Linked DNA regions of Homo sapiens: region 1 is linked to region 2. A link is an interaction called in ENCODE POLR2A ChIA-PET data of the cell type or tissue named here. Cell type or tissue: Panc1. All regions are shown on one strand. Links, peaks and the distances in the headings refer to the core of each region. The heading gives the core; the rest is flanking DNA.

Region 1 (16,497 bases), core at 3,155-11,154, 130 kb before region 2:
GATAGGATAAAGGATCTTTCTCACCAATAGAAATAATTAGCATGTAATTTTCACATCCTGAAATAGCAGAGTAGTCTCGTTTAGTGTTTATAATCGGAGGAGGCCTTAAAGATTATCTAATCTAGCCCCTTGTTTTATAAAGTAGAAAACCATAGTGCAAATGTTAAATGACTTGTCCAAAGTTAGCCAGTTAGAAAATCAACATTTAACTCAGGTCTCCAGATCCCCCAGATCCAGGGCACATTTTGCACCGTGCTGAAAGACATTAGTACACTTAAAGTTTGTTTGCTTTTTACATATTTTGATGGCATATGATTCTCCAAATGTGGGCAACAGGAAATGTTTATTTATATACAAGTACATGGGAAAGCAATTTCCATTTAGTTTTTTTAAAAAATTGTTACAAATAAAAAGTTTTTAATACATTCATCCTTTGCACACAAAATACATTCTTTTTCTTTTACTCTCAGTATGAATTATTTCTTAATAATAGAAAACATAGGCTACAATGAATGGACAGTCATATGGTTTGGTGATTTGACAAACTTTTTTCAAGAAGCAAAGTCCAATTTTAAAAGACAGACAATATATAAAATAACTTACATATTTAAAATGCTACTTCATTGAATCCTAAAAGATTGAATGAGTACTCTTATCCAGCATGATTTGTAGTTGTCCTTTAAACAATGCAGAGGACAAGAAATCCTCTATGTGATGGCAACTCAATTTCTACAAGACTGAAACAGTCTTCATGAAATTGATTGCTTATCACATCTAAATGACAGGCTCATAGAAAAATTCTTATGGATGTATTGGGGAGTTAGTCTTTATTCAGAGGTCTCCTAATTGATCAATTAAACTAAGATCGTAAGTTGCACTCTCCAAACAGGATTGCAAGAGGTTCTACGTAAATAAACATAAATGATTTGATTTGATTTGTCAGACTAATTGTTTTTAAGAGAGATGTGAAAACATACACCCATACAAAAAACTTTTACATAAATGTTCACAGCAGCATTATTATAATCAAAAGGTGGAAAAAACCCAAATGTCCATCAAATGATAAATGGACAAATAAAATGTGGCATATACATGCAATGGAATATTATTTAAACATGAAAACAATGTACTGATTTATGCTACAACATGGATGAGCTTTAAAAACATTATGCTTACTTAGAGAAGCCAGACACAAAAGGCCACATGTTGTTTGACTATATGAAATGTCCAGGATAGGCAAATTCATAGGGACAGAAAGTAGATTAGTGGTTGCCGGATGCTGGGGGAAGGAGGAGGAGGAGTGATTGCAAATGGTATGGGGTTTCTTTTGGAGGTGATGAAAGTGTTCTGAAGTTAGGGAGTGGTGATGTTGCACAACTTAGTGAATATGATTAAAAACATTGAAGTTTACACCTTAATAGGATAAACCGTATGGTGCATGAATGATATCTTAATTTTAAAAAGAGATGCAACTTCATTTAAGAATATTTTGTTCAAGTTTGTATTCCCTCCCCACTTCCCTTTTTTAATGTTGATTGAATTTTTCATACAATCACCTTTCTACAGAAGGTTTTCAGCTAATTGGACTCGGGTCATCAGTGGGTTATATTTCTAACAGGCTTTTTGTTAAGTAAAAAGATCAATATATGAACACATAAAATATGATGTAGTATACTGTTAATATTTGCATATTAACATTTAAAATCAAGTACTATTCTTATATTGAAGTTGGTTAGATTTTATATAACGCTGTATACAAATAATACTGATATCCTATGCTTAAAACCAATAGCCAAATATCAAGAATCGAGTTCATAAAACTCAGTGATTAACCTGTTTATTAGTTAAAACTATGTATGTATTAATATTAAAGATCCATGTTTCAATGGAGTGATAGGAAATGTGGGGGAGATCAAGGATTCTCTAAGTCTTCATAAAGCAGCTTCTCTAAATATTTTAACTAGCTGCTGAGATCTCCAGAATTATATATTTTGCATTTTATTTCATCTCTATACTAAAAGTCATGCATTAAAAGTGTGTACAAGATATATGGGGCACACTTTTCCCTTCAGATTATCAAAAACCTCTTTTTACTCCTGTATTATCTGAAATTTTGAGCAGAGTTTGTTGTTTTTTCTTTTTTTTTTTTTTTTTGCTGAAAACAGAAATTTTGCTCACGAGTTAGTTCAAATACATTTATGTAGCTCCCTTATATACTATCAAAGGAGCTCCAACCATCTGGTATGTCTGGAAGACACTTCAGTGAGTAGAAATTAGAAGCCAGCATTTGAAATTTTCTATCACAGGGACATGAAAGCCTAAACCGGCCTTAAAGGGATAAGAGGATTTTACATTTTTAAAAAATAAATCAATTAACATTCATTGTCAAATAACCTACAAGAAAGTTCCACTAGCATTCTGCAATTGTATAGAATAAGAGAATATTTGTTGCTAATGATTACATTCCAGAAAGCAATATGTTTAGCAGCTGTTTTTCAAAAGACTTGTCAAGTTTTACTATTGTTATTTAATCCAGGCATAAATGTGTAACCTTAAACAAAAACTGTGCATTATTCAACCAGCTAGTGACAAATTATCTTAACAAAGTAGATTATCTTTTGCTTTTCTGTACATGAATTTTTTCTTTATTAGGCATTTTGTATTCCAATTTTTGTTTTAGAATTTAGTGCACACGTAGAAAGGGGAAGAAACGCTTTTGGATGTTGGTAATTATGTACATCAAATAATGTCATATATGAAATTAAAAGCAGATCACAAAACCGAGATTCATGCCTCCATTTTTACCAAGGGGAGGAAACAAGAGCCATACAGCCAGAATAATTCTTCAGAAGCACACTTTGTTATCAATTATGTAACTAAAGAATCAAAGTATGTATATATAACTGAAGAGTTAATCAACAGTAAGACCGTGATCTACATCTGATACCAATAAGAAGCTAAGAGTAATAAATACCTATCCTGACATTCACTAAGTAAATAATGACTATCATTTTAATAATCATTATTTTTTCTGACTGTTATTTTTTTTAAATAGGCAAAAGAGCAATAATAAATGGCAAATGTGGCTCCTTAAAAAGAAGATAGGGATCAACCCAGTTTTCTTCCCATGAAGAATAGGAACAAGAAGAAAGAGGTTTAAATTGCTCTGTGAGGTATTTCAGTTCTAAGATTAAGCTTCCTGATAATGAGTTTACAACCCTGGAATTGCCTATTGGGAGAGAGAGAGAGACCACCTTGCCTGAAGTTTGTAAAGAAATGGAGGGTGACAGTAGTAATGCCCAAAGGCAAAAGGATGGATCAGACAAATGAATTCCTTTTAAGGCACCCTTTCAGAAATGGAGTTCTTTTCTTTGAAGCCAGGAAAGTTTCTTTGTTTTGTCTCTTAAGGATCTACACTTGGCATCAGACCATTCAAAGTCTGCTCTTAATTAAAGTGAAAAAGAACTAATATTTGAGTGCTAACTGTTTACCAAGCACTGTACTTTCAACTTATCTCATCTAATTTTCACAATAATCCTGACAGGTCTATCTCATAGATGAGAAGATTGATGCTCAAATATTGTGCTTCGTCTAAAGTCTCAGCTAATTTGTGGCATACTAGAACTCCTCACACCTAAACTAGTGTTTCCCCTTCTATATAACTCCCCACATCACTCTCCAAAGTGTCAAAGTCAGCAACCACCACCGATTCCGTCAGGAACTAGAACACAGCATCTCCAAAAATTCTGCTTTAAATCAATGGAAAAGTAAAATTTTGGCTCATACCTCAAGAAGTCAAAGAAGTGGTGACTAGCCTTTGTGCTCTGACCTCTTGTCCAAAGGAGTCCAAGAAAGTCTCAATCAAACTCAAATAGATTTGTCACCATACAGATTTAAGACCAATGACTTAAAAAAACAAAACAAAACCATAAAAAAAGACCAATGAAGAGCCGTCTATCAGCCTTGCAAGGGTGAAAGTTATTTTGCAGGTGGAATAATTTGGGCCATAGGCTTCAATAGCAAAAATTGCTTACAGTTACCTCTAATTTGCAAGTCAAAAATACTTGTTTTTATTGCTTTCCACATAAAGCAATTTGACCTCAGTTCTTTTAAACTCATGTATTCTCAAGAGAATCAAACCAACTAAGGAAATGTCATTGATACTTTTCTAAAATAGATCTTGTGGACTGCTTTATGTCAGTGACCCACCAGCCCATCTCTCTTGGGAGTTGGTCTGTTTGTGAGAACTTTAACAGAAGATTCTGCTCTGTTAAAAAGGCCTATCCTAAAATCTTGAAAGAGACACCCATTATTTATTAAACAGAGCAAGGCCTATGTTTAGCAAGTGATAAATGAATATACTTCATGTAACTTCTACTAAAACAATACCTTTTGATTCAACAGGACATCAATGAATGGACCGACAAAGCAAGTCCAGCATAGGGCATAATGGAGGGCCAGTCTCTTGGCCTAACAACGTGCAACCAACCTCTTCCCTGAAAGATAAAGGTGGGATGCACTTGTGGCAGAAGAACGAGGCCCCATTAAAAAAATCATTAGCTATGAATTAACAGATATTTAATTGAACATGTTATGAGAGGCAAAGTACTACATACAACATGGAATTTAGGTTAATAGGTCACCTGCTCCAATCTCCAACCAATTGGATCCTCTCCACATCTTTGCCTCTTGACAGAGGCTATTACCTGAGGCAGACTGTCCCATAGTGAACCAACTTTTTGAGAATGGTCGCCCTGACATGGAACCCAAATCTGTGTCCCTACGGCCTCATTCAGTAGGCCTCATTCCACCCCTCTGAACCACAGAGCATCTTGTTCTAATGCACTAATTGTATTCCCCTCTTTTTCCTAACCTAAGTCTCCCCAAATCCTTCAAGTATTCTTTAAATGGCTTGCATTTAAAATTCCTTCATCAGACTGGTAATGCCTCAATTTGTTTTTAATTTCAAAGTATGGCTCCTGGAAATGATAATAACATTCCAACATCAAGGGACTGAGGAGAGGAGATGAAATGCCATCTCCCTTACTCTAATGTTGCTATATTAATATGTGTTTTGAAGGGATGATAATTTCTTAATTCAGTATGAAAAAATTACCAGTGTGAAGAATGTAAAGGAAGGCATCTTTCCTTCCAAACGCAAATAGGCTCATGCCACAGAAATGAAATCCAAAAAGAAAGTAAAGAAAACATATCCCTCCCTTATCCCAAAATTAGTGTTTAACCATGCTGCTTAAATGGAACACATTTTGTCTGAAGGATGAGAAGCAAATGTTGTTTCACAGCTTTTAATTCTTTAGCGAAGTCTCAAAAGTATCATAGTATAAACATGTCAGGACCATGGTTGAGAAAAGTAACCAGTTGCAGTTAAAACAACAACAACAACAACAAAAAATTTTGGAAAAAAAGGAATGGCAAACTCTAGAAGATCTCTCCCAGAGGCTAATAGAGCAATGATCCCTAAGTACTCATTACTATGAAATACAGAGTTCTACAAGATTAAGAAATAAAAAAGACATTAGATTTTTGCCCTAAATGACAGGTAATAAATCTAAACTTAGGAACATTTCCTCACAGTTCAAAAAGTTCTGCCCACCTTGATTAACTTGTTTTCTGAATACCTTTAGTTGCTGGCTTAGTGGAGAAGGCCATTGGTTTGATATGCAAAAAAAAAAAAAAAGATTTTTTTCTGATTGTGCTATTTCATTCATGTGGCTTGGCTTAAAAGAAGATGTTTCACTTTAGTAGGAAGACCAATTCAAACATCATTTACAACTGACGTTTATTCAGTATGAGTCATGAACTGAAACTTGGTGTGGGATCTGGTGGAATTATGGGCTAGCTTAAAGGGTAATGTGGCAAATCATTGGCCTAATTCTGTGGGAATCACCAGTGTCCTCCCAAGGCATATATTCATGAATGAAAGAAGATAAGAACCCAGTCCTTTGCTAAATCTGGCGTCTCTGGCCAAATCTAAACGGCTTAAATAATCCTCATCCAAATATCTTATTTTGGCCAATCGTTTCTACCTTCCTTATAAACTCTAAATCAGAACTTGACACATTGTCAAATCAACCCATTTAACTTTCATTTTTAGTTTTCTTGCCACTTTACTCAGGGAGAGATAAAAACGTGAAATGATTAAAAGACCGAGAAAAAGAAAGGCCAGGAAGAACCCATGGCCTAATCTAAGTAATCCATCAAAAAAGATAATTGGCCCTGTAAATTCAAAAAATATTAATATAATTCAACAGATTTAATAAAAGCACACAAAGGGAGAAAAAGCCTTCTATGGGCAAAGAAGCACAAAATCCTTTGAGGATGTAGTCTATACAAAGCCATAAGAAAATATCATTATCAGCAAACTATTATTTCATAGATTTTCCCAAGCCTGACTCCATGACATGAGTATCATGCATTTTCACTGGAAACTGAAAAAAGTTTTGCCATATATTTAATAACTTTATTGAATGAAGAAAAAGATCACACCAAAAATGGAGGAATACATCAACCCTGGTGGTCTTAGTAGACCGAGCCAAATTAAACTATATGATAAAGCAATTTCTCTTTTTTCATCCACCACTAAATGAGAGTTCATTTTTATCTAAAGAAGGCTCATCTTAGCAAATATTGCCATGACAATAAGACTGTTAGGCAAACCAATAAATTTAGGTTCTGGCCTGGGTTAAGATGACTGTATTTAGTGTCCTTTCTCAAGTTCTACTTGAAGGAATTTCTGTTTAATCAAAAAAAGCTCCCCCAACCACTACCACCCCACCTTGGCACTTAAATGTTTATTTGACTAATATTTATTGCACCTACAATATTGTCAGGGATTGTTTTCAAACTTCAGATATATTAGTAGACAAGTATCCATAAGGCCTAATCTGGAATTCATACAACTAAGAAAAAAAGAAACAAAGTCCCACATTCTCATGTGTTCCTGCTGATGGGCTGTGGATGGGTAAGTTATGGAAAGGCTGGGAGGAGCAACAAGGAAGATAGAGGCCAAGACCAGAGCTTTTTAATCCCCTTCTGAGTCTGGCCAAGGGTATATAGAGAAGGCTAAACCCTAGGGAATAATACAAGTGTGACCCTAAAAGGTATTATTTTGCAACTAAATCAGTCCAATCTAACACAGCCATTTCCTCTAAGTTCACAAAGCAACTTTATTTTCAACACACTTGCAACTGTGAGACAAAGTTGGGTCATCATGTGCTGGGGACACTGGATTTTTGCCCTAAATGACAGGTAATAAATCTAAACTTAGGAACATTTTCTTACAGTTTAAAAAAAATTCTTCTGCCCTCCTTGATTAACTTGTTTTCTGAATACATTTAGTTGCTGGCTTAGTGGAGAGGATGGGGAGGGAAAGGCAACAATTATTATAAATTATTTTGGTTTTTATTAAAATGACTTTTCTTTCCTGCAGAGACAGATTCTAAAAGAAAAACAAGTCAAACTTCTGGGATGCCTTTCTCTTTCCCACAGGATCAGGAAAAACACAGTGAGGCCAACCAAAAGTATCAGCCCCTTAAAAAATATGCATAATCTCATGTGCAAGACACTGGTCAATCTAGAACCTGCTAGAGAAATGCCAGAAATGCTTTATCCACATCATGTCTCTACATGACTAATTTCTTTACAATTAAATAGCTTTCAAACATCAACATATCAGAACTGAGATTGTCACCATCTACAGCAACAGTGGAATTACACATCATATCCTTATTCCATTACTCATCCCTCAGTTATGCTAAGCAGCAAGCTACAGAAACATCTGACAGCATCAACAGCATACAGGTTTAATTATTTTCCCAATTTGCATTTATATCAGTGAACAAATTGGAAGCTATCAAAGTATGGCACTGAAGAAAAAGAAACACATATTCAGCAGCACATCTCCCATTTTGAGTCCTGTTTTTAAATTGGCTAAGTAAAGGCATATACACCTCCATTTGAATTGGAGATTTGCAGTAACACAGGCATATAAGGATGGGAGGGAAGGAGGGAGGGAGGGAGGGAAGAAGAAAAGGAGAGACCAGAAAAATAGAGAGGAAAAGAGAAAGAAAAAAGAAAGAACATATGGTTAAGCGTCTGAAGGTAACATTATTACAAGAAGGAGGGGATAAATGACAGTTCAATCTGCTTCCACGAGCAGAATTTTTCTAAGGTTATCATCGAAGATATAAAAATGGGTCGTGAGACTTTTCATCTGTTGCTATTCTCACTTATCATACTAAAAAATCTACAAAATCCTAAGCCTTGGTCTGTCCAAGATGGAGAGTACCAGGAAGTAAAAGATGTGACCTACTATCAAGGACTGTGCTCTGCTAGGAGCCCTGCACTACAGTCCATTAATCCACAGTATTTTGGTCATATCTGGTCTGTTTCCTCATACTACTCAAAATGTGTTAGAGCTAAGTTTTTATATTAGAATGTCATCAACCATTTGTTTATTTTTTTCATTTTGCAAACGTTTTCATTTACATAAAGGGCTGGAGAGACAAGAAAGTGGTAGAGATTCAGAGGGGAACATAAAAGGAAAAGTATTCTCTTTTCCCAAAAATCCACCTTTAAAAAGGTAGTAATGAGACTTTGAGAAAGAGTGCTGATTCATGGACTTCCCCCATTTTTTTATTTCTATATAACACATTTAAGGACATTAATGTACTAAAACGTTTGGTCTGTGAAATAGCGGAATCATTAGCACCAAAAGGAGTTATGGAGCTTGTATATATTATTAAAACAATGATTGTTACTGTTGGTCATGGGTAAAGGTTTCATTTCATTTTTACATCCCAAAGTTCTTGAAAGTGCCTGTGGACAAGAGAAATAACACTTTTCAAAATCTCCATGGGGTCGTCAATACGCACCACAGAGACTGTACTTGGCCTTCCCAGTTTTGGTTTATCTGGTAGACAAGAAAACCAGGGCCCCCAGATGATTACCACCGAAGCCCTAAAGAAGAGTTCCCACATGCACCCACTGATGTGCAGGAGGGATCCCTACAGTACATTTCCCCCCGGACTCTGTTTAGGAATGCGCTTTTACTTGCTTTTTAAAAAAACAAAAGCAACATGCTCTGCAGATCATGGAGTGCCTAGTGCAATTTTCTCCTTGCTCCAACTCCAGACTGGAAAAGGGTGAAACCATTATATGTTCTGCTAATGCTGGCCTGTGGTCGAGGCCCTTGGCCTGCCATGCTTTGTAAGCTCAGGAGCCCACAGGAGTCAGAAGGTCAGAGAGCGGGAGCCACAGTCATCGCCAGATCTCCCCAGCATCTCATGGCCCATCAGGGCAGTTGCTGATTCCTTTTCTTCTCCGTGCCTCAGCCTTTAGTTGAAATTACAACAAGTCAAATAGCTGATGCTTTTCCCTTCTCCAGGTAAGGGTGAGGATACATTGTTCACAAGTGTGTTCTGTCTGGCTTCACTGATGAGTCGGCATGCTAAGTCAAGGAAGAGTTTCTCCACATTATCAGATTCCTTGGCTGAGGTCTCCAGATAATACATGTCCTGAGCTTCTGAGAATTCTTCAGCTCGCTGCTGGGAAACCTCTCTCCTTTCAGCCAGGTCAATCTTGTTGCCTATAACAGTAGTAAAATCAAATAAAGAATCAGCATTTGACTTTTTGCAGGCTGAGAAGCATCAAAATTCAACTCCATATCTGAAGTCAAGCCAGACAGATGGGCGAGTAAAACAAAACAAATGTGACTGTGATTACTGAAATGTTTACTTTAAAATATGAGTGCCAGCTGGGCGCAGTGGCTCACACCTGTAATCCCAGCACTTTAGGAGGCCAAGGCGGGTGGATCACCAGGTCAGGAGTTCGAGACTAGCCTGGCCAATATGGTGAAACCCCGTCTCTACTAAAAATACAAAAATTAGCCAGGTGTGGTGGCACGCACCTGTAGTCCCAGCTACTTGGGAGGCTGAGGCAGAAGAATCGCTTGAACCCCAGAGGCAGAGGTTGCAGTGAGTCGAGATCATGCCACTGCACTCTAGCTTGGGTGACAGAGTGAGACTCTGTCTCAAAAAAAATAAATAAATAAAAAATGAGTGCCATTCATAATGGCAAGAACTGGAGACAACCCAAATGTCCATCGGTAGGGCACTGACTGAATAAAGTATGGCACATCCACCCAATGGAGTATTTGCTGCCATAAAAATCAATTAGGAGTATTTCTATATACTGCCATGTAATGGAAACACTGGGATATACTGTTAACCAAAAAAAAAGCGAAGCAGAAAAAAAAAGCATATACAATACGCAACTGTCTATCCAAGAAAAAGGGAAGGATATGAATACATATATTATACACACATTTTATTTATTTTTTTAATAGAAGACTAGACCAAAATCTTAATTTAAAAGAAAATGGTTACCTATGAAAGGAACAGGGTTGAGGTGAAAGGAATAGAAACCAGACCTCTCTGAATATACTTTGTTTTGTAGATTTTACTTTAGGAACTTAAAAATGCTTTATATAATTATACAATTAATTTCAAAATTAAATTTAAAAAGCAATCCCTAAAAACTGAGAGCAAAATTAAACAAATGAACATGTTCATCATGTGTGGAATAACCACACAGACCGTAACCCTTTTTTTCTTTTAACTGAGACAAGGTCTGGCTCTATTGCCCAGGCTGGAGGGCAGTGGCGCGATCCTGACTTGCTGCAACTCCACCTCCTGGGCTCAAGCCATCTTCTCCCACCTCAGCCTCCCAAGTAGCTGGGACTACAGGCAGGCACTACCATGCCCAGCTAATTTTTTTTTTTTATTTTTTGCAGAGACAGAGTTTCGCCACGTCCAGGCTGGTCTTGAACTTGTGAGCTTAAGCGATCCACCTGCCTCGGCCTCCAGAAGTGCTGGGATTACACGCAATTGAGCCACCGAGCCGGGCCAACAGAGTAACTATTTCAAGGTGCTTAAGATACAGTAATTTAACAGTGCAACCCCAGTGGTATATAGCCTAAGGACAAAAAGAATTGAAGGAAACAATCTTGAACTGTTTCAGTAATCATCTTTTTGGTGGTACTGTTGGTATTATTATTCTGAGGTTGCTATCTGTGTATTATGGGATAAAGCAAATGAGTAATTATGCTGGTACCATTGGGAACTGGGACTTTTGGCATAGGAAAAAGGAAATATAAATATAAAATTAATGTGGTTAAGTAAAATTTCTGCAGTCCTGAATTATAAATAGAAGTATCAGTATGAATAATTCATGATGTATTTTATCTTTAAAAAGTTTTCCACCTACCTCAAATTCTCCAGGAAACCTGACAAAGGTGTGTCAATTGTATTATCTGGCAACACCGCTTATGGTAAAAATGACCCCTGATTGATAAATGACTTCTGGCCTGGGAATTCTATCTAAGAATTATAAATACCTAATGGAAAGCCATAACTTTGAGCTTCCCTGAATGTGGTGACTTCATTTGAAGAGACCCTGGAAGTTATGATTGTGGAGTTGTTATAATAGATTTAGTCTCCTATGGGGTATTGAGGCTGCTAGGCCAAGGCAGATCCTCCATCTGTTTGACATGAGCCTTGTTCCCTCATACTAGAATCGTCTGGGGGTTGCGGACTGGGTAGGAGGTCCTGGAAAATTACGTGGACTGCTACTGGGATTACTTCCACTGAAGAGGGTTGCCGGATGCTGATCTGCTGTCAAGCTGTATTTCCTGTCCTGTGTCCTTCTAAGTGAACACGATGCCACGCGTGGTCTACGGTAGTCTTGTGAGTCGGAACGCTAGCAGAACCTAATAGGAAAACTCTCTTGAGGATACTACAGAATCCACCACACACATGCACACATACACACAAGCTCTGTCCACTGAAAGGCCTAAAAACAATGGCCCATCAGGAGGGCTCCTAACACCTCGGTTGTGGCCTCTAAATACGACTTCCCATTGAAAAGAAAGCACTTCTTGAAGAAATGGCTAATTCCAGGTCTGGGGCAGGAAATGCACAAGTTGTGGCTGGAACACTTGTCATACCAGAAAGCAAAAAAATTATCCAACATTCCTGGGGTCATGTCAAAAGGACTCAGGAGCCCATTTGAAGAAGCTCCCACTGGCAAAGTCGGAACAATGGGAGCATCAATAATAATAATTGCAAGGGACTGAAATACATCAAATTTACTTATTTAGTTAGTTTTTGAGACAGAGTCTCGCTCTGTTGCCCAGGCTGGAGTGCAGTGGTGCAATCTCGGCTCACTGTATCCTGTGTCTCCCAGGTTCAAGAGATTCTCCTGCCTTGGCCTCCCGCTGGGATTACAGGCATGCTTGGCTAATTTTTTGTATATTTTAGTAGAGATGGGGTTTCACCATGTTGCCCAGGCTGGTCTCAAACTCCCGACCTCAAGTGATCCACCCGCCTCAGCCTCCCAAAGTGTTGGGATTACAGGCATGAGTCACCATGCCCAGCCCATCAAATCTATTTAAATCTATAAATTTATAATAATATTACAAATATAAACAGATGTCAATAGTTAACTTTTAGAAGATACTGGAGAACCAGCTTATTACCTTGAAAAGTGGTGAACAAAAAAGAATCAAGCATTCTTCCTGCCTGTTCTATGAGAACTACCCCTCAGAGTATGATATATGTAGTGTTTTGTCTAAAAAGAAAACCAAAAAAATCCTGACTCTCATCAGGCCTCTAGACTTATCTATAAATCTGCAAGAAATATAGGTGATGGAGGTGATATCAAATGACACCTTGGGGCGATAAAACAAAATTTAGACTTGTAAAGCCTATAGGTCAAACAAATGCATTAGCAAAAAATTCTAAGAGAGAAAAAAAATGAGAGTGGAAACTTCATAAAAAAGGATGAAAAGATGTAGCTGTCAATTACAACATATGGACCTTACTTGGCTTTTTTTTTTTTTTTTTTTAAAGAGTCTGGCTCTGTCACCCAGGCTGAATGCAGTGGTGTGATCATAGCTCCCTGCAGCCTTCAACTTCTGGGCTCAGGTGATCCTCCTGCTTCAGCTTCCTGAGTAGCTGGGACCACAGGTAGATGCCATCATGCCTGGCTAATCTCGCTACATTGCCCAGGCTGGTCAGAACTGCTGGGCTCAAGCAATCCTCCTGCCTCAGCTTCCCAGAACACTGAGATTACAGGTGTGAGCCACCATGCCCGGCTTCTGGACCTTATTTGGATCTTAATTTGAACAAACAAACGAAAAAAAATCATGAGTCGATCAGGGAAATTTGAACACTGTCTAAGTTTTTAAGGATACTAAGGAATTGTTAACATATTTTAGGTGTAAAAATGCCACTGAGGTTAGGTTTTCTTTTTAAAAATCTATTAGAGATATACACAGATATTGAAACATGAATTAATACAACCTCTGAGATTTGCTTCAAAATAATCTGAGGGAGAAGGTGGACAGCATTGCTAGGGAAGAGAAAATAAGATTGGTCATGAGTTGGTAACTGTGAAAGCTGGGAGATGTGTAGAAGGGGATTCACTATACTGTTTCTCTACTCTTGTTTATGTCTGAAATTTTCCATAGTAAAATTGTGTTTTAAGCCAATTCCTCTTTCATATTGAACTAACTGTCTCCCCTCAAATCTTCATTTACCTTCCTTAGATAAAATCCCAAGTAGTAATGCTTTGACTCAAGTTCCCAAAGGCTTTCTGTAAAACAGAAGGTACAAATGCAGACCTCTCAAATGCTTTATGGCAAAGGTTCAACATTGTCCAAAAGGGTTTTACAGGGAGCACTAGCTCATAGAAACACAGATGCTTCATCCAGCAGCCTGAAGGAAAAGTCCAGCAATTTGTTACAACGTAACATATTACAGCTGGACAACTACAGGGCTTGGAGTTGATCTTACATGCTATGTGACCTTGGGAAAAGAACTTCACCTCTTTGAGCCGTGGTTTCCTGATCTGTAAATCAGGGATCATGACACATAAAGTTCCTCGTATCATTCCTGGCACATATATACCAATTATAACACTATTCTAAAGTGTTTACTGAGCTTATTATTAACCATAATTTGTAACTTAACAATGCTTCTAAGGATCTCTACTCAAATTTCCCTAATTCAGGTATTGCTAGACTATATAGGAACGTTCCTTTCTAGGAAGAAAATATGTTAATGATCAAATGGTTACTAACACTTTTCCACTACAAACAGAGAAGTTTTTAATGACCTGGTCCATTTCAATGCATATATCAGTCATGATAGAAAATCAAGGGTTGTTTTGTGCTTTCCCCCCATACTAAATAGAGGTTTTATTCTCCTACAAGATGAAACAAACTACAGCATTGCCCTTAGCAGATTCTTTCTGAAACACAGAATTTCTCAAATCAGCCTAAATGTTAGGAAGGGAAAAAAAATTACCAAAATCCACCTTTTAGGCAATAAACAATTGCTTCAATAATGAATTCCATATCAACTTAAAAGATACATTTTTCTTCTAGAACAGCCATTCCTTTCATCTTGTAATTAGACTTTTTAAATTTTTAGCAGCTCACATAACTTTCATGGCCATCCAACTTCTTCCCTAGAGCCTACATTGATAGAAAATGTTTTCTACTTTATTTTTCTAAACTGTCACCATGGGATAGGACCTATTTCATTTTCTCTTCAATTGCAGAAGAACTGAAGGTTGACTGCATGAATTATTAGCTAAAGACTATATTCTTGGAAGGCACCAATGTATAAGCTTTATGTGATTATAAATCCTCTAATGCCCACAAATCAATTTCCCTCCTCGTTAGCCCTTACTTACCCACTAACACAGTGATGACCTTGTTGCTGGCATATTGTTCTATCTCCCGCAGCCACTCAGGAAGGCAACGGAAGGATTCCTCACAGGTAATGTCATAGGTGAGGATCAAGGCATTGGCGCTTCGGTAGTAACTCTGGGTAATGGACCGAAATCTCTCTTGACCTGCTGTGTCCCAGATCTGTAGCTGTAAAGGCATAAGATAAGAATCAGGTGAAGAAGGATCAGGTTGGAGAAAAAAAGAAAAAAAAAGCTTTGCCTTGCTTTGGTTTGAAAATGGGTACACCTTTACCCAAACAATTTCATGGTTATTTTCTGCCCTAAAAAAAAAAAAAAAAAAAAAAAAAAAAGCACTGAAAATTAAAAAAAAAAAAATCTGTTGGGTGTGTTTCTGGTTAGGGAGAGGGGCTTATTTTGTTTTGTTTTGTTTTTTCTTTGTTAAGAGTTTCCTTTTCATTCTTAAAAAAATACATATAGGAAATTCGTCAAGCATTTATTATGTGCCAAGCTCTATTCTAAGCATTTTACCTGTGGCAACTCACTTATTCCTCACAGTAACCCTATGAGGTAGATACTATCATAATACCCATTTCTTGCATGAATAAACTGAGGCACAGTAAGATTAATTAACTTGTTCAGCATCTCATAGCCAATATGTCCCAGAACCAATTCAACCAGGCATTGTGGTCCCAGAGTCCCCGTTCTTACTCACAATGCCATATTACAAAAGGCATGATACAGGGCAAGCTGTGACTGTTGGCATTTAATCAGCAACTGGAGGGAGAGCCAACCTCACCACTTTTCCAGTTCAAAATTCAAATGGATGTATTAAGGTATTATCTTTGTTAAAGAAAACAGGAATCATGCCATGGCAGACAACAATATAATTTTCCTTCAGGTCTCTTAAGTTCTATGACCTTGGCCAAGTCACTTAATCTCTTTGGGCTTTGATTATTTCTTTATAAAAAGTGGTTAATAACACACAACCTGCTGAAGGTTCACTTTTTCTGCAGTTATCTACCAGTTCTAAGTCCTAATAACTAATAATTCTAATAACAAAGAAGAAGACAATACTTGTCAATTTCCCTGCACAGAGTAGACAACTACTGAAAACGAATTATTCTCCAGGGTGGCTGCTAAGTGTAGAACAAAACACAAGGCCTTGAGAAATAAGAACATCAACAAAAACAATAATCTTTCCTTCTAATTGCACGAATTTCACAGGTCACAGGTGTATTCATGTCCAGGGACATAAGATTGCTTCCTCAGGAAGGCTTTCCAGAACCTTCAGATTAGGCTAGGTTCCCCACCCCCCCACCCCACACAGTCTCTCTTGCGATACATCCTGTCATTCTCCCTCATGGCACCTGACATGCCTGAATCATTTATTTGTAATAATTTGTTTAATAGCCATCTTTCCCACTAAACTGAAAGCTTCATGAGGGAGACGTCAGGGTCCATTTAGAGCAAATAGAGCACTTGGCAAATAGGAGGTGCTCAAATATTTACTGATGGTCTCATTTAATCTTTACAACAATCCAGTGAGGTAGGCAAGTGTACACCTCCCCGTATTAATGGAAACTGTCCCTTAACTAACTGGTTATTCACAAAGCTAGGACATGGCATCCAGGCCTTCTATTTCCAGTTGAGGACTCATTCCATGCTCCCATGCTGCTGTTGCCACCAAAGACTAACTAAAATGTGCATCTGTATCCAAAGAGG
Region 2 (16,497 bases), core at 5,094-13,093:
CCTGACTAATACAGCAAGGTTTGACAAGAACCCAGAAAAGGGAGAGATAAATTGTTTACAGTGTCTGCTAGATAATGGAAAATAAAACGGGCAATAAGCATCATTAACTTAAGGAAGATGAAGATTACCTTCATGAGATAACTTATGAGCAAGTGTCTGTAAAAGTCCTTTGGGTAAAGTGTGAAAAATGTCAAGAATCACAGATTTACACTCTGCTTTCCAAAGCTTTTTGCAGACACCACTGGGGACTCCTCAATGAATGGAGACATGACCCCTTTAGTATCTCATGCTCTACAGCCTACTAAATCAGTTCAACACATTCCTCTGAGTTAAAAAAAAAAAAAGGAATAACACGTATGAATGCATTTTTTTACACTGCCTTGGGAATCCTTCCTCTACCTTAACAATGTTTTCTGTTTATTCAGATCAAAGAGCTGAAGTGTTTTTAAGATTTTTTCCTCAAGTCGGCCTGAATGTAACCCATAGTTTCCTTTACTCTAACAAATTTTCAGGACATACAGTACTTAGCTGGAACCATATTTTTAGCTTGACTCATTATATTCCTGTTATTTTGATTACCCTTGGTAAACTAAATGATCTCATGGCATATTTTTCAACTAGAATATATTACTATGTTTTTCTCTTTTTCATACTTACTTGCAAAATTGATGTCTATGGAATTGCCTGGATAGCTAATTAGGCTCTTGGTTCATATTTTTTGCTCAAATGCAGATGAATTATTTATTGTTGACTTTGATGAATCAGATCATCAACACAGCCTCTCCAGACTATCTGTTGCTATCATGCTTATCATGCTACTTCCCTCAATCCTATGACTTTTTTTTTTTTTTTGAGACAGGGTTTCACTATGTTGCCCAGGCTGCTCTTGAACTCCTGGCCTTAAGCAATCCACCTGCCTTGGCCTCCAAAAGTGCTGGGATTAGAGGTGTTAGCCACCACCCACAGCCACAATCCTATGCTTTGGAAACATTCAGGACCCGGGCAGTGAGTTTTGAAGACTTAATAAATATAAATGTTCATGGAAGCTATGTGGAGGTTGCAGGGAGCCAAGATGGTGCCACTGCACTCCAGCCTGGGTGACAGAGTGAGACTCCACCTCAACAACAACAACAAAAAATGTAATTTACACCCTAACTGATTAAAGGCATAAACACATAGGGTCATTTCAATAGATGCAGAGAAAAAAATGCTTGACATTTATTCATTAAGAGGACACAAGCCAACTTCATGTTTAGACAGACCTGACTTCCAGGCCTGGCATAGCCACCAATTAGGTATACATGACCTTGGCAAGTTATTCAACCTCTTTGACATCACAAATACAATGGAGATGGTAAAACTCACTTTGCAAAGTAAATGAGATATATAGACTGTTGTCACTTTTGAACCTGGGTACAAAGATCATAAATAAAATACTAGCAAACCAAATTCAAAGTATATATCATAACCAAGTATATCAGAAATACAAGTTTCATTTAATATTTTTAAAAATTAAAAATGTAATTTACAGCCAGGCACTGTGGCTCACGCCTGTAATCCCAGCACTTTGCGAGGTCGAGGCGGGCAGATCACCTGGGGTCAGGAGTTGGAGACCAGCCTGGCCAACATGGCGAAACCCCGTCTCTACTGAAAATATAAAAAATTAGCCGGACGTGGTGGCGGGCGCCTGTAGTCCCAGCTAATCGGGTGGCTGAGGCATGAGAATCGCTGGAACCCGGAGAGGAGGAGGTTGCAGGGAGCCAAGATCGTGCCACTGCATTCCAGCCTGGGCGACAGAGCGAGACTCTGCCTCAAAAAAAAACAAAAAAAAAACAAAAAAAAAACCTGTAATTTACACCTTAACTGGTTGAAGGCATAAACACATAGGGTCATTTCAATAGATATAGAAAAAAAATTGTTTGACATTTATTCATTAAAAATAAAACTCTTGGCAAATTGAGTGTAGATTTCTTAAACTGATAATGGGTATCTATAAAAATACGGCTAAAAAAGCAGAGCTTTTTTAATTGATAAAGAGTATCTCTTAAAAGTATATCATTATACTTAATAAAGAATGAAAAATTTCCTTTGATACAAAACTTAGCCAGGCGTAGTGGTGCATGCCTGTAACCCCGGCTACTCGGGAAGCTGAGGCACGAGAATCACTTGAACTCAAGAGGTGGAGGTTGCAGTGAGCTGAGATTGCGCCTCTTCACTCCAGCCTGGGCGACACAGCGAGACTCCGTCTCAAAAAAAAAAAAGAAAAAAAATCCTTCTGAGACCAAGAATAAGAGACTTCTTTATTTACCATTGTCCTGGAGGTCCTAGCCAGCTCAGTAAAACAAAATACATATAAATAAAAAGTATTAAGGATTGAAAAGGAAGAAACAAAATCTAAAAACCACTATATATACATTATTAGACTTATTAGAAACTTAGAAAGTTTATTGAATACAAGGAAATATGGAAAAATCAATTGCATTTTTATATATCAGCTACAAATAGTTTTTTAAAGTTTTAAAGATAGAAAATTTATCATAGCATTAAAAATATCAAGTACCTAGGACTCTAACAAAAGATGTATATATCTCTAGAGGGAAGACTGAAACTTTGTTCAGAGACATTAAAGAAGACATAAGTCAATGGAGAAATATGCCATGTTCAGACTCACTGTCTCCTTCACCCTCCTTTTTATTGCTCTGGATATAGTACCCTACCTGGAACCCAAGTCCTGTGCTTCAGAAAACTTCCTGCCTCCAGTTCTTCCACGTGGAGGATCAGTCAGCTACAAACAAATGTCAGTATAAGAAGGAAGAACTCGGTGGCTCACTCTTGTAATCCCAGCACTTTGGGAGACTGAGGCGGGCGGATCACAAGGTCAGGAAATCGAGACCATCCTGGCTAACACGGTGAAACCCCGTCTCTACTAAAAATACAAAAATTAGCCGGGCGTGGTGGTGGGCGCCTGTAGTCCCAGCTACTCGGGAGGCTGAGGCAGGAGAATGGCGTGAACCCAGGAGGCGGAGCTTGCAGCGAGCTGAGATCGCGCCACTGCACTCCAGCCTGAGCAAGACTCCATCTCAAAAAAAAAAAAAAAGGAAGAACTAAAAACTGTTCAGAAACAGCTGCTGTTAATCTCAGCACTGTTGTATCCAGTCCTGGACACAAGGTTACTTTTAGTAGCGGGGATGGCAAGGAACACTCTACTGGGGCTGCATGGTGGACCCTGATCTTAGAGAGTTCTCCAGACAGAAGAAGAATAGACCGCATTTGTAGACTGGTTCACTCTATCCAAATCATATTATTTCTTTTGACCCTTAGTACAATCTTATGGGGAAAGAATTTGTGTTATCTCCATTTCATATGCGAGAAAGCTAAGGCTCTTCAAGGTTAATGCCGGCCAGTACCCACAGTCACTCATGGAGCTAGAACTCAAACTAGGCTCTTTGATATAAAATTCAATGCATTCTCATCTATAAAAGCAATATTTCTTTCTGAGAGCAGTCCTGACCTACCACATTCACCAGGGAAAATACAATGTCTTATGGATTCCTGAATTTTGGATGACTGCACAAACCTTTTGCTGGTGCCTCTATTTTCAAAGAATGAGTTTCTGTAGGGATTATATTTTTACCTCTTAAGAAGGAAAGGAAAGAAGAGAAAAAAGAGAGAAGAGACTTTACAGTATTTGTCTTACAAATTGGCAGTTGCTATTTTTAGACAAGCCAAAACCTCCCTTCTCTTACCTGTGAAACTGAGACAATAGACGTGCCTCTCTCTCAGGCTTTGGAGGATTAAATAAAGTAAAGAAAAAAGAGAATTAGACAGGCGCAGTGGCTCACGACTGTAATCCCAGCACTTTGGGAGGCAGAGGCAGGTGGATTGCCTGAGCTCAGGAGTTCGAGACCAGCCTGGGCAACACGGTGAAACCTTGTCTCTACTAAAATACAAAAAATTAGCCGGGCGTGGTGGTGTGCACCTGTAGTCCCAGCTACTTGGGAGGCTGAGGCAAGAGAATTGCTTGAACCCGGCAGGCGAAGGTTGCAGTGAGCCAAGATCGTGTCACTGCATTCCAGCCTGGGCGACAGAGCAAGACTCCGTCTCAAAAAAAAAAAAAAAAAGAGAGAGAATTAAATAAAATTTTTAAAAAGAGTTCACCACTGTGCTTAGCCCATGGCATGTGTTCAATAAGTGCTAGCTATTGCTATTGACAACTACTACACCATCAGAAGATAGCCCTGTGGGCTTTACAACCAGAGTGCTCCCCAAAGCAGGACAGAGGAGACATAACACCAGAATGACTATAGCCTTCTTTTGCCAGGTCTTTGTGCTATTCTTGAAGAAACGTCCGTTCCTGGTGAACTGCAGTGGGGAGAAAGACCCCTAGGAACTAAATGTTTTGACTCTCAGTACGTGATTCACAAGGAAAGTCACATTGTTTAAAATATCTTCTTTGTTCATTTGTTCATTCTTTCATTATTTTATTCAATAGATTCTTTTATTGAAGAGCCAGCTATGTTCCAGGCACTATGCTAGTATGGAAAGAAATATGTCACAAGATGGCATTGCAGAGGAAACTGTGGCAATCATCTTAGGCTTCATAGTATGGGGGTTCTGGGCTGTTCATTGGGAGGAAGAGGGGGCAGAGTATCAGGTATGGTGGAAAAAGCACAAGCTCTGGCATCAGAGAGATCAGGATTTCAAAGAGGTTGCTACTCACTTTCTGTGTGAACTTGAACAGATCCTTCACATCTCTAAACCTCCATTCCCTCATCTGTTAAATGGGAATGACACACATACATTCTATGATGGGTTATTATAAAGATTCAGTGGGTTCATGTAAGTGAAATGCCTGGCCCCTAATGGATCCTCCTTCTCACAAAAGCAATATAGGGGTGCTCTGCCTCTACAACTTCTGCACTCCACATTGCTTTTTTGTTTGTTTTTTTGAGGCAGAGTTTAACTCCTGCCTAGGCTGGAGTGCAATGCTGCGATCTTGGCTCACCGTAACCTCCACTTTCTGGGTTCAAGCAATTCTCCTGCTTCAGCCTCCCAAGTAGCTGGGATTACAGGCATGCGCCGCCACGCCCAGCTAATTTTGTATTTTTAGTAGAGGCAGGGTTTCTCCATTTTGGTCAGGGTGGTCTCGAACTCCTGACCTCAGGTGATCTGCCTACCTTGGCTTCCCAAAGTGCTGGAATTACAGGCGTGAGCCACCGCGCCTGGCCTCCACATTGCATTTTTATCTTTTGTGTCTTCTTTTTCCTTTTAAGCTTGACCTTAATTTGCTGTAAAACCTGCTCTTGTACACATAATAATAATAATAATAATAATATAACAATAATAAATGGAGAAGTGGGTAGAATACACCATGTACTTTGTCCCTAACTAGGAAGCCACCTTCCCACTTCTCTTCCCACACAGCCATTATTGCTTCAAGCACACATTAAAGGATCTCAAAGGCCAGCTGTCCTTAATTGTCCATAACCAAACATTTCAGGCCATCTCTGATTAGTACATCAAACGCATCCATTTGGTGCAGGTGGACTATTTCCACATTTGCTCTTTATACCTCAGTAACTGGTCAGACTATTTAGAGGGAAAAAGAATCTTGCAAGGCAGTTGGCTCTAAAGGAATGCTGAATATTTCATTCTTGGGCTCTTGATGCATCAGAACAAATCCCCTTTGTCTTCTTCTGGATACAGAGTGATGGCATTGGTTCTTTATGTATATTCAAACCCTGCCCTAAGCACTGAGAAAGTTGTTTTGCTCATTTATTTACATATGCCTTTATTCATTCATTTAATAGCCATTTATTGAGCAACAACTATGTTCCAGGCCTGTGCTAGATCTTGGGGATATATCGCTGAGAAAGACCGGCAGACTTACATTCCACCAGGATAGGCAGACCAAAAAACATGTCATCAAATAAGGAACAAGAAAATTGTGACAAGTACTATAAAGAAACTGTATCTGGATAGTGTAATTGGGCAGAGAGGGATGCAAAGAGAGATGGGGTGGTCAGAGTGGACCTTTCTGGGGAGAGAATATTTAAACTGAGTCCTGAAGAATGAGAAGCCAGTTATGTGAAGAGCCAGGAAAGAGGTTTCTCAGCAGGGCAAAGGTTAAATGCAAGGCCTCTGAGTTGGAGAAGAGCTTGATAGGTTTAGAGAAATGAAAGGAGAGTAGAGAGGTTGGCAGAAGACAAGTTAAGCAGGGTTTTGTAAACTAGGACTATAGATTTTACTTTAAGTACAACTCATTATGCATTCAACAAACACTAATTGAGTGCCTAATATGTGCCAGGCACTATTCTAGATGCTGGACATGGAGCAGTAACAAAACATAACAATCTTTCCCTCTTGTAAGTTATATTCTAGTGGGGAAGATAGGAAATAAACAAAATAAATAAGTAAAATAGTAATTTTAGATAGTGCTAAGGAGACTATAACAAACCAAGGAAAAGAGTTAAGAAGTGTAGGACTGTAATTTTAGGTAAGAGTCACCAGATAAGGCTTCACTGAAAAACTTACATGTAAGTAAAGGTTTGAGGTGTCCATGTGCTGCCCAGGAGCAAAATCCTGGGCCACTTTAATATTTAAAGGTCAGGGAGAAGACCAGGAAAGGAGAATGACAAGGACCATTGGGAAAAGTAAAAGAAAAATTAGGCACATGTCCTGAAAGCTGGAAAATATTTCAGGGAGAAGAGAAAGCAACCATGTAAAATGCTGCAGATGGTAAATAAAGATGAGGACTGAAACATGATCATCTGTTTTTTATTTGTTTGTTTTTTGAGACAGAGTCTCACTCTGTCACCCAGGCTGGAGTGCAGTGGCACGATCTCAGCTCACTGCAACCTCCACCTACCAGGTTCAAGCAATTCTCTTGCCTCAGCTTTCCGGGTAGCTGGGATTACAGGCGTGTGTCCCCACACCCAGCTAATTTTTGTATTTTTAGTTGAGATGGGGTTTTGACATGTTGGCCAGGCTGGTCTCCAACTCCTGACCTCAAGTGATCCGCCCACCTCAGCCTCCCAAACTGCTGGGATTACAGGAACGAGCCACAGTGCCGGCCTAACACATATTCATTTGATTTAGCCATGGGGAAGTTATCGATGACCTTGAGAAGAGCAGTTTCACTGCTATAGTGGAGATGAAACCTGGGTAGGAATACGTTCAGGAGAGAGTTGGAGAAAAGAAACTGGAGATTCAGAGTGTAGACAACACTTTCAAGGAATTTGCTGTAAGGGTAAGGGATTTGAAATGGGTCACCGGCCACAGGAGAATTTAGATCAAAAGAGGTTTTTCTCCAACTTTAAAAAAAATGTTCAAATGTACAGAAAAGTTGGAGAATAGTAGAATACTCATATACCCTTCATCTTATTGCAGCAATTGTTGACATTTTGCCATATTTGCTGTCTCTCTAGAGAGAGGATTTTAAAAATTTTTTTCAAATTGCTAAGTGTAATGCATATACAGAAAAATTGACCAGACAAAAATATATAACTCAATAAATGATCAAAAACAAGCACATGTAACCACCACCAATATCAAGAAATGTGCTTTTGGGTTGGGGTTTCGTACATAGCCGAGCAGCTCCCTCGCTGTGATCTATTCAGTCAGCCCTCAACACAGGAGTTTGTAAAAAAAAAAAAAAAAGGTATCATCCTCATAGTCCCCTTGTGCCCCCTCACTCCCATCAACACATAACCGCCATCCTGAATTTATGGTAATAACTTCTTGCTTTTCTTTCTAATTTTACCACATAAGTTTCTAAACATGACAGTTTAATTTTTGCTTGTTTTTGAACTTTAAGAATCAAATCATTTATGTAGTAATATTATTTTATATTTGACTTCTTTAGCTTAATATGTTGTTGTGTGTTTATTGTTCCACTGTAGTGTTCTGTTGTAAAAATATGCCAGCTTTTATTTATTCATTCTACTGTTTATAATGATGTTAGTTGTTTCCAGTTTTTTGCTGCTATGAATAATGCTGAGTGCTGCTATAAATATGCTTGTTTATGTCTCCTGATGCACATATTCATGCATTCTTATCCAGTACATTCCTAGGAGTAGAATTGCTGGGTTGTAGGAATGTATATATTCAACTTCCATAGCTAATACAGAGAGTTTTCCCGATTGGTTATACCAATTTACCTTCCCATTAGCAATGTATGAGAGCTGTTGCTCCATGTCTTCACCAACAATTGGGATTGTCTGTCCTCTTACGTGGGTGCACAGTCATATTTCATTGTTGTTTTAATTAACATTTCCCTGAATACTGACATTCATTGGCCATTTGGATATCTTCTTTTACAAAGTGCCTGTTCAAGACGTTTGCCCACTTATAAAATTAGATTTTTTAGACTTTTTCTTATGATTTGTAGCTGTTTTTCTTGTATACTAGGGATATGAGTCCTAGTAGATTATATGTGTTGCATATATCTTCTGTCACTCTGGTTTGCTTTTTCATTTTCCTAGTGCTATCTCTTGATGAATAAAGCTCTTCATTTTCATGTAGTCAAGTTATCAGTCTTTTCCTTTATTGTGCTTTTTTGGGTTATGTGTAGGAACTTTTCATCGTCTCAAGGTGGATACGCTCCTGTGTTATCTCCTATAAGGTGTGTTGTTCTATCCTTCATATTTAGGAATATAGTACACCTGGAGTTTTTGTATTATCTTTTCATTTTTAGCACTTGGATATCTAATAACCCAGCATCATTTATTGAAAAACTTTTTCCTACTGTTCTGAAGTGTCATTTTTGTCATAAATTAGATGTCCTTATGGAAGTTCATTTCTGGGCTTAGTATTTTCTATCCTTGCAACATTACCATACTGACTTAATTGCTATAGCTTTATAAGTCTTGATATTCAATGGGACAATTACTCCTACCTTGCTCCTTTTCAAAAGTTTATTTTCCATTCTGGGTCCTTTCCATGTTTCTATAAATTTGAGAATCACCTTATGGAGTCTTATAAACCAAGTCCTCTTGGAATTTGGATTGGAATTGCATTGAATCTGTAGATAATCTGAGATGAAGCAGTATCTTTAGTGTAACTGGGTCTTCCAATCCATGAATATGGTACAGCCTCTCCTTAATTTAGTTGTTCTTCTTTTTTTTCAGGTGGGTTGGGGGAGAAGGAGCCAATTCAATGTCTAGTCTTTACTGGAAAGAAGAAACTTTACAGCGCATTTTGAGCAATTTAGTGCAGAGTCTCAGTGGGTCAACTGGCGGGGCACCAGATAGTAATGGATTTCACAGTTAGGGCATTGCTGGGTCTCACCTTTGTGCAGCCAAAAACTAGAGGACAGCACTGTTGTACTCTTCACAGATGCAGCCCACTATTCACTTGTTGGTGATGGAGGAGACTAAATTAGGGTCTTCTTTGGTGCCAGAAGCTTCCTTTTGGAGTAGTGTATTCTATGGGTCCAGTCCCTTTCATGCAGCCATTATGACCTACATCTCCAGTCCAGACACATCACCATCAGTAGGAACACCACCTTCAGATGCCATGGAGCACATCAAGGCCACCCACTGGAACCATGGGCCCTCAGAGTCTGCAAGGGCAGCACTCCAACTCTGTGGCATAACCTCAAAGCCATATGCTCACGACAAGCAGCAGCACTTCTGGGAACAGGCTTCAGAGACAACTTGAGTTCTTCCTTAATTTCTCTCAGTAAGATTTATAGTTTTCTATGTACAGGTTGTGTACTTTTTCTTTGTGTGAACTTATTCCTATTTGAAACTTCAGATGCTGTGGAAATTGTATGTTTTTAAAAAAGTTTTCTAACTGTTTATTGTTGGTATGTAGAAATATATCTGATTTGCATACTGGTCCTTTATCCAGCAACCTTCTTAAATTCACTTTTTAATTCTAATAATTTATCTGTAGATTCTTTTGGATTTTCTATGTATGTAACTATATCATTTGTAAATAATGCCAGCTTATTTCTTCCTCTTCCTCACTCTGACATTCTAAAATGTCTCCTCTTTTCTATAAGTACTTTAAAAATAATGATTAAATAATTTATTTATCTGGAGTTTATTTTGAGCATTGAGTATGCAGTGTGGCTCTAAGCTAATTTTTTTCCCAGATGGATATCCTGATTTTTATGTAACAGTTATTAAATAAACCATCTTTCCTCAATAATTTGAAATGAGACCTTTATAATAGATTAAATTCCTATGTGTATTTGATTTCACTTTTGTGGGTTTTTTTTTGGATCACTGAACTCTTTTAGTTATTGTAACTTTAAAATGTTTTAATATTTGGTAGATCTTCTTATTTATTTTTGGAATATATATTTCTATTCTTATTTAATTTTTCATATAAATTTGGGAATCAGCTTATCTAATTCCAAGACAAAATTCTATTTAGATTTTTATTAGGAGAGCTTAAGTTATAGATTCTATTTATAAAGTTGAGCTTTCCGGATAGGTGCAGTGACTCACACCTGTAATCCTAGCACTTTGGGAGGCTGAGGCAGGAGGTCAAGGCTGCAGTGAACTGAGATTGTGCCACTGCACTCCAGCCTGGGTGACAAAGTGAGACCCTGCCTCAGAAAAAAAAAAGTTGAGCCTTCCTATCTTTTTCTCTGTTTCTTTTCTTTTCTTTTCTTTTTTGGCAGAGTCTCACTCTGTTACCCAGGCCGGAGTGCAGTGTTACAATCTCAGCTCACTGCAACCTCTGCCTCCCAGGTTCAAGTGATTCTCCTGCCTCAGCCTCCTGAGTAGCTGGGACTATAGGCATGCACTACCACGTCCGGCTAATTTTTGCATTTTTAGTAGAGACAGTTTTGCTATGTTGGGCAAGCTGGTCTCGAACTCTGGACCTCAGGTGATCTGCCCGTCTCGGCCTCCCAAAGTGAGCCACTGCACCTGTCCAAGGGCTACCTTTCTAGTGGTTCAAATTGTTTGTGTCACTTAATACTTTAATATAGATCTTGTGCATATATCAATTTATTTCTAGACATTTATCTTTTTTGTTGGTACTGTTAATAAAGCTATTTTCTTCATTATGTTTCCAAACTGGTCATCGTTTGCTTGAATGTTGCTTATTAACCTTTCTGTGAGTTAATTTTGGGTTTTTTGTTTGTTTTGGTTTATTTTGTTTTTGCTTTTTCTTTTTTTTTTTTTTTTTTGAGACAGGATCTCACTCTATTGCCCAGACTGAAGTATAGTGGTACAAACATGGCTGAATGTAGCCTTAACCTCCTGAGCTTAAGAGATCCTCACACTTCAGCCTCCCAAGTAGATGGGACCACAGGCGTGCACCACCATGCCTAGCAAATTTTTTTGTTTTAATTTTTATAAAGATGAGGTCTCTCTATATTGCCCAGGCTAGTCTCAAATTCCTGGGCTTAAGCAATCCTCCTGCCTTGGCCTCCCAAAGTGCTGGGATTACAGGCATGAGCCACTGAGACCAGTCATTCTGTGAGTTAATTCTGTAATCCAACCACTGAACTAAATTCTCTTCTTGTTTGTAATAGTTTTTCAGTTGATTCTCTTGTTTTTCTCAGGTAAGCAATTTATATAATTTTTAAACAACATGTAATTTACTTCTTCCTGCCTGTTTTTTATTTCACTGATTTCTATTAAGAGATTTTAAGCAGGAGAGCCCTCCTGCTTAAATCTAATCTGATTACAACATCAAAAGATTACACTGGCTGCAAAGGTGGAATCAAGAAAATCATTTAGGTGTCCAGTAACAAAAGATGGTATCTTGAGCTAAGAGAGTGGCAGTAGAGGTAGAGAGAAGTAGGGAGATGGGAGATATATTTTGGAGGTCAAATATGTGGCAGAGAAAGGTTAATCATATTATTCTAAAGATTTGGAAAATTCTTGGAAATCTTAGAATATAAGAATCATAGTTTATTAGAAGAGACCGTAAATATAATCAAGAGTCTCTAACCCGATGCATTCTCAGTTTCACTACAATTTCCTGGCTACTTCCAGTGGTAGAGAACTCACTACCTCCCATGTCAGCCATTCAATTTATTCAATTCACTCCACAAACCCTGCTCTTTGTCAGGTACTGTGAGGGACCCTAGAAAACATGGATAATGAAGATCCACTCCCTTCTCTGGGGAAGTAATGAAGATTCACTCCCTTCTCTGGAGAAGCTCATAGAAATGGACAACTCTTTTGGAAAGTCTCTTTCCTGGCTGGGCAATGTGGCTCAGGCTTAGCAACCTTTCTAATGGTTTAAATTGTTTGTGTCACTTAATACTTTAATATAGATCTTGTGCACTTCTTATCAATTTATTTCCAGACATTTATCTTTTTTGTTGGTATTGTTGATAAAGTTATTTTCTTCATTATGTTTCCAAACTGGTCATTGTTGGCTTGAATGTTGCTTATTAACATTTCTGTGAGTTAATTTTGGGTTTTTTGTTTGTTTGTTTTGGTTTGTTTTTGTTTTTGCTTTTGTTTTGTTTTTTCTTTTTTGAGACAGAATCTGACTCTGTTGCCCAGACTGAAGTGCAGTGGCACAAACATGGCTGAATGCAGCCTTAAACCTCCTGGGGTCAAGAGATCCTTCCACTTCAGCCTCTCAAGTAACTGGGACCAGTGGCTCATGCCTGTAATCCTAGCACTTTGGGAGGGCAACGCAGGCGGATCGCTTGAGCCCAGGAGTTGGAGATCAGCCTGGGCAATATATGGTGAAACCCGCATCTCTACAAAAAAATTAAATACATAAATACAAAAATTAGCTGGGCATGGTGGCATGTGCCTTTAGCCCAAGCTATCTGGGAGGCTGAGATAGGAGGATTAATTAAACCAAGGAGGTCGAGGTTGCAGTGAGCCATGCTCATGCCACTGCACTCCAGTCTGGGTGACAGAGCAAGACCCTGTCTCAAAAACAAACAAACAAAAATTTAAATGGCAAATCTACATATGAATTCAATACAGTAGACATTTAAACCTTGCACTGCCACATAATTATTTATTTTGTGAAAAAATGACATACTTTTTGAATATGTATACATCAAAACCAAAAACTAAATGTTTACTTTTTTGTTTATTGACAGCTTTTTGTTTGTTTCTTGTTTTTTGTTTTGTCTTTTGAGACAGGGTCTCACTCTGTTTCCCAGGCTGGAGTGCAATGGCACCATCAAAGCTCACTGCAGCCTTGATTTCCAAGGCTCAACTGATCCTCCTGCCTCAGCCTCTCCAGCAGCTGGGACTACAGGCACGTGCCATCATGTCTGGCTAATTTTCTCCATTTTTTGTAGAGACAGGGTCTCCTTATGTTGTCCAGGCCAGTCTTGAACTCCTGGGTTCAAGTGATTCTCCTGCCTCAGCCTCCCAAAGGCTGGGATTACACGCATGAGGCACTGTGCTAGGCCTCTACTGACAACTTTTTTTTTGTTTTTTGAGACAGGGTCTCACCCTGTTACCCAGGCTAGAGTGTAGTGGCACAGTCTCCACTCACTGCAACCTCCAGGTTCAAGCAACTGTTGTGCCTCAGCCTCCCAAATAGCTGGAATTACAGGCGTGCACCACCACGCCCAGCTAATTTTTGTAGAGACAGAGTCTCATCATGTTAACCAGGATGGTCTCAAACTCCTAGGCTCAAGCAATCCCAAAGTGCTGGGATCACAGCCTCCCAAAATGCTAGGATTACAGGTATGATCCACTTTACCCAGCTTTTACTAGCTTATTAAGTAACCGGAGAGTTTAGTCCCTACAGTTTTATGATGCATTTTTAGGTTTCAGTTCCCAGAGGTCATTTTTTACAAATGTTGAAGATGTACCTCTGTCCAGCTTGCCAGCCTTTTTCTGTTATTTCCTTGACTGTGTTCATATATATTCTGATTCTTTCCAATTCCTTCCTGCTTTACTAGCTGTTTCTTAGTATTAACTCCTTGAGTTGCCAAATAAACTCAAAACTTTAAATTTAATGTGTACATAGAAACTAAATCCACTTTCACTTGTTTAAGTGGGTCCAACTTCTGCAACAACTCATTTCAAGAAACAGACATCATGGTCTTTAGCATATTATCCACAGCACCAGTGTAATTCTCAAGCATTGACAAATATTCATGAATTTCCACTGGATGGTCTTCATTAATTTCTTCATGTGCCTTAATGACTGACTCACAGCCTTCAAATCCAGTCTGCCAGAAAGTGGCCAAGCAATGATGGTATCAATTCATACTTTCATTTTGGTTTAATGTGTACTTTTTTTTTTTATTATTAGAGACAAGTTCTCGCTCTGTTCCTACTGAAGTGCAGTGGTGGGATCATGGCCTTCTGCAGCACAGAACTCCTGGGCTCAAGCAGTCTTCCCATCTCAGCTTCCCAAAGTGCTAGGATTACAGGCATTAGCCACCAGGCTCAACCTAAAAAAAAAAAAAAAAAACCCTGTCTTTTTAGGAATTTATTATATCAAGTGTATGACTAGCTTTGGAAACAATATACTAAACAACTATGTAATCAATTACCTTGCTAGGCTCAGCAAATACTAGCTGATTACCATTACAAAAGTATTTGTCGACTGAAAAGCCTGGGAATAAAACTAATAACACATATGGAAGGAAGTTGATAAATGTTGATAAATGTTACAAGTGAAATAGAAATATTTGATTTATCCAAGATAAGCGATGATACAAAGTCTGCTTTTACAGACAACAGACACGATTATAATATCCATTTCCAAATAATCAACCTTTTTTTAAAATGGGCAACAGTCCACTACTCTTCCAAAGTATTAATAGTTATGTTAATCATGTGTTCAAAATCCTCATCCTAGTTAACCATCAATATATTTAATGAAGATATTATCTTCTTGATAAGGCATTTTAATGCAGCATTTGAATAGGACTAAATTTACAGTATCAAAAGTCTTAATACAATTTGATGTGTTTTCCCAAATGAGTTGCAGAAAAATGACAAGGGGAGAAGAGTGATTTTTCTATAAAGGGGGTAACCCTGGTCAATTCAGAATTAGAGACAGCTGTGAGTTATAATGGGTTCCTCTGAGAATTGCCATGTTTAAATTAAACTGATGATCTGATAGCTCGGGGAATAATTCCTGGTGCAAGTGTTGTGGGCATTTTGCATCCTGCATGATGTAAGATAATTTTTCTCCCTGAATGTTTTCTTTAAATCTAGGTAATTTGAACTAGTATAAACAGCATTGGTGGCCAGGTGTGGTGGCTCATACCTATTATCTCAGCACTTTAGGAGGCTGAGGTGAGAGGATCACTTGAGCCCAGGAATTCAAGACCAGCCTGGGCAACATAGTGAGACCCTGCCTCTAAAATAAAATAAAATAAAATAAAATAAAAATCATTGGTTATCCTATCAGAGATGTCTGACTTTGCATTCTGATATGAATGTTTTGGAGAAATCTAATAGTTTTTTTTATCTTGCACATGTTACTTTTCTAATTTTTTCATACTTAAATAGATTATAATATTTCCCTAATAAAGATGCTGTGAAATTGGATAAATGCAATGTGTTTATTTTCACTCATTTGATTTCCATATACATAAATGTATATATAACTAACATAAACCCTTACTTAGTAGGTGTTTAGTAATGTCAGAGAGCAAATTCCCTACCATGTATTCCCTTTCTTTTTAAGCCATTCATTTGCCTAAGTAATTTCTCTCTCTCCTTACCCGACATTTATTGTGTCATCAAGTTCTTTTGATTTGGCTTCTGCAATGCTTTTCCAATTGGTTTCATAATTTTCATTCTTTCCTGAATTCTCAGTTCAGGATTGCAACGACCTTTTAACTAATTTTTTTCACTCCCTCTAGTCTTGCCACTTCCATTCCATCTTCCACACTGTCCAGAGCTTCTCAAAACACAGTTCTGATTATGAGTCAACATTTCTTGCCTAAATAATTTTAATGACCAATCTTTATATTGCAGGGATCTTGTCTCCTTCATCTTGCATCTCCATAGTCAAACAGCATGTTCCATGTTTACCACCCCATTCTATCAGCTTCTGACGTTTTCTGTGATTGGATTAGGTTATAGCAAACTTTCTGAACAAAAGATCTATAACTAACTTTTTATTTTATTTGAGACGAAGTCTTGCACTGTCACCCAGGCTGGAGTGCAGTGGCACAATATTGGCTCGCTGCAGCCTCCACCTCCTGGGTTTAAGAGATTCTCGTGCCTCAGCTTCCCAAGCAGCTGGGATTACAGGTGTGTGCCACCACGCCTGGCTAATTTTTATATTTTTTAGTAGAGACGGGGTTTCACCATGTTGGCCAGGCTGGTTTTGAACTCCTGACCTTAGGTGATCCACCCACCTTGCTTTCCCAAAGTGCTGGGATTACAGGCGTGTGCCACCGTGCCCAGTCTATAACTGACTTTAAAACACATGAAAAAGATGTTCACTTAAAATAAGGGATGTGCAAATTAAAACTAAGATATTAGCTTTCATCAGTTTGGCAAACATCAACAAGTTTGACCATAAATTATTTTGGCCAGGATGTGGGGAAACATTCTCAAAGTTTATAGGAGGACAAAT

What was found. ChIA-PET counts read pairs that join two places held together with the same protein. Peaks named below come from ENCODE experiments on the same cell type or tissue, not always from the same donor. Only the 100,000 strongest peaks of a DNase experiment are listed, where the experiment ranks them.
Region 1: POLR2A ChIA-PET joins it to region 2 with 5 read pairs; 5 of 35 experiments call an interaction of 5 or more read pairs at or near these places.

What each region holds. Positions count from the first base shown.
Region 1 is chr11:82,972,809-82,989,305 of GRCh38, forward strand. RAB30 (RAB30, member RAS oncogene family) reads right to left here. Exons shown (of 5, transcript NM_001286060.2): 4 at 14,779-14,962; 5 at 325-9,607. The coding sequence ends at 9,357. Among named protein-coding and RNA genes, the nearest start is that of SNORA70E, 61 kb to the right of the region's middle. In Panc1, for the core only: no CTCF peak of the experiment used is centred there; a DNase peak (open chromatin) is centred at 7,723.
Region 2 is chr11:83,097,351-83,113,847 of GRCh38, forward strand. It overlaps LOC124902725 (a long non-coding RNA gene), which reads right to left. Exons shown (of 2, transcript XR_007062802.1): 2 at 14,172-14,350. It also overlaps the pseudogene COX5BP4 and the pseudogene C1DP5. Among named protein-coding and RNA genes, the nearest start is that of LINC02951, 8.4 kb to the left of the region's middle. In Panc1, for the core only: no CTCF peak of the experiment used is centred there; no DNase peak of the experiment used is centred there.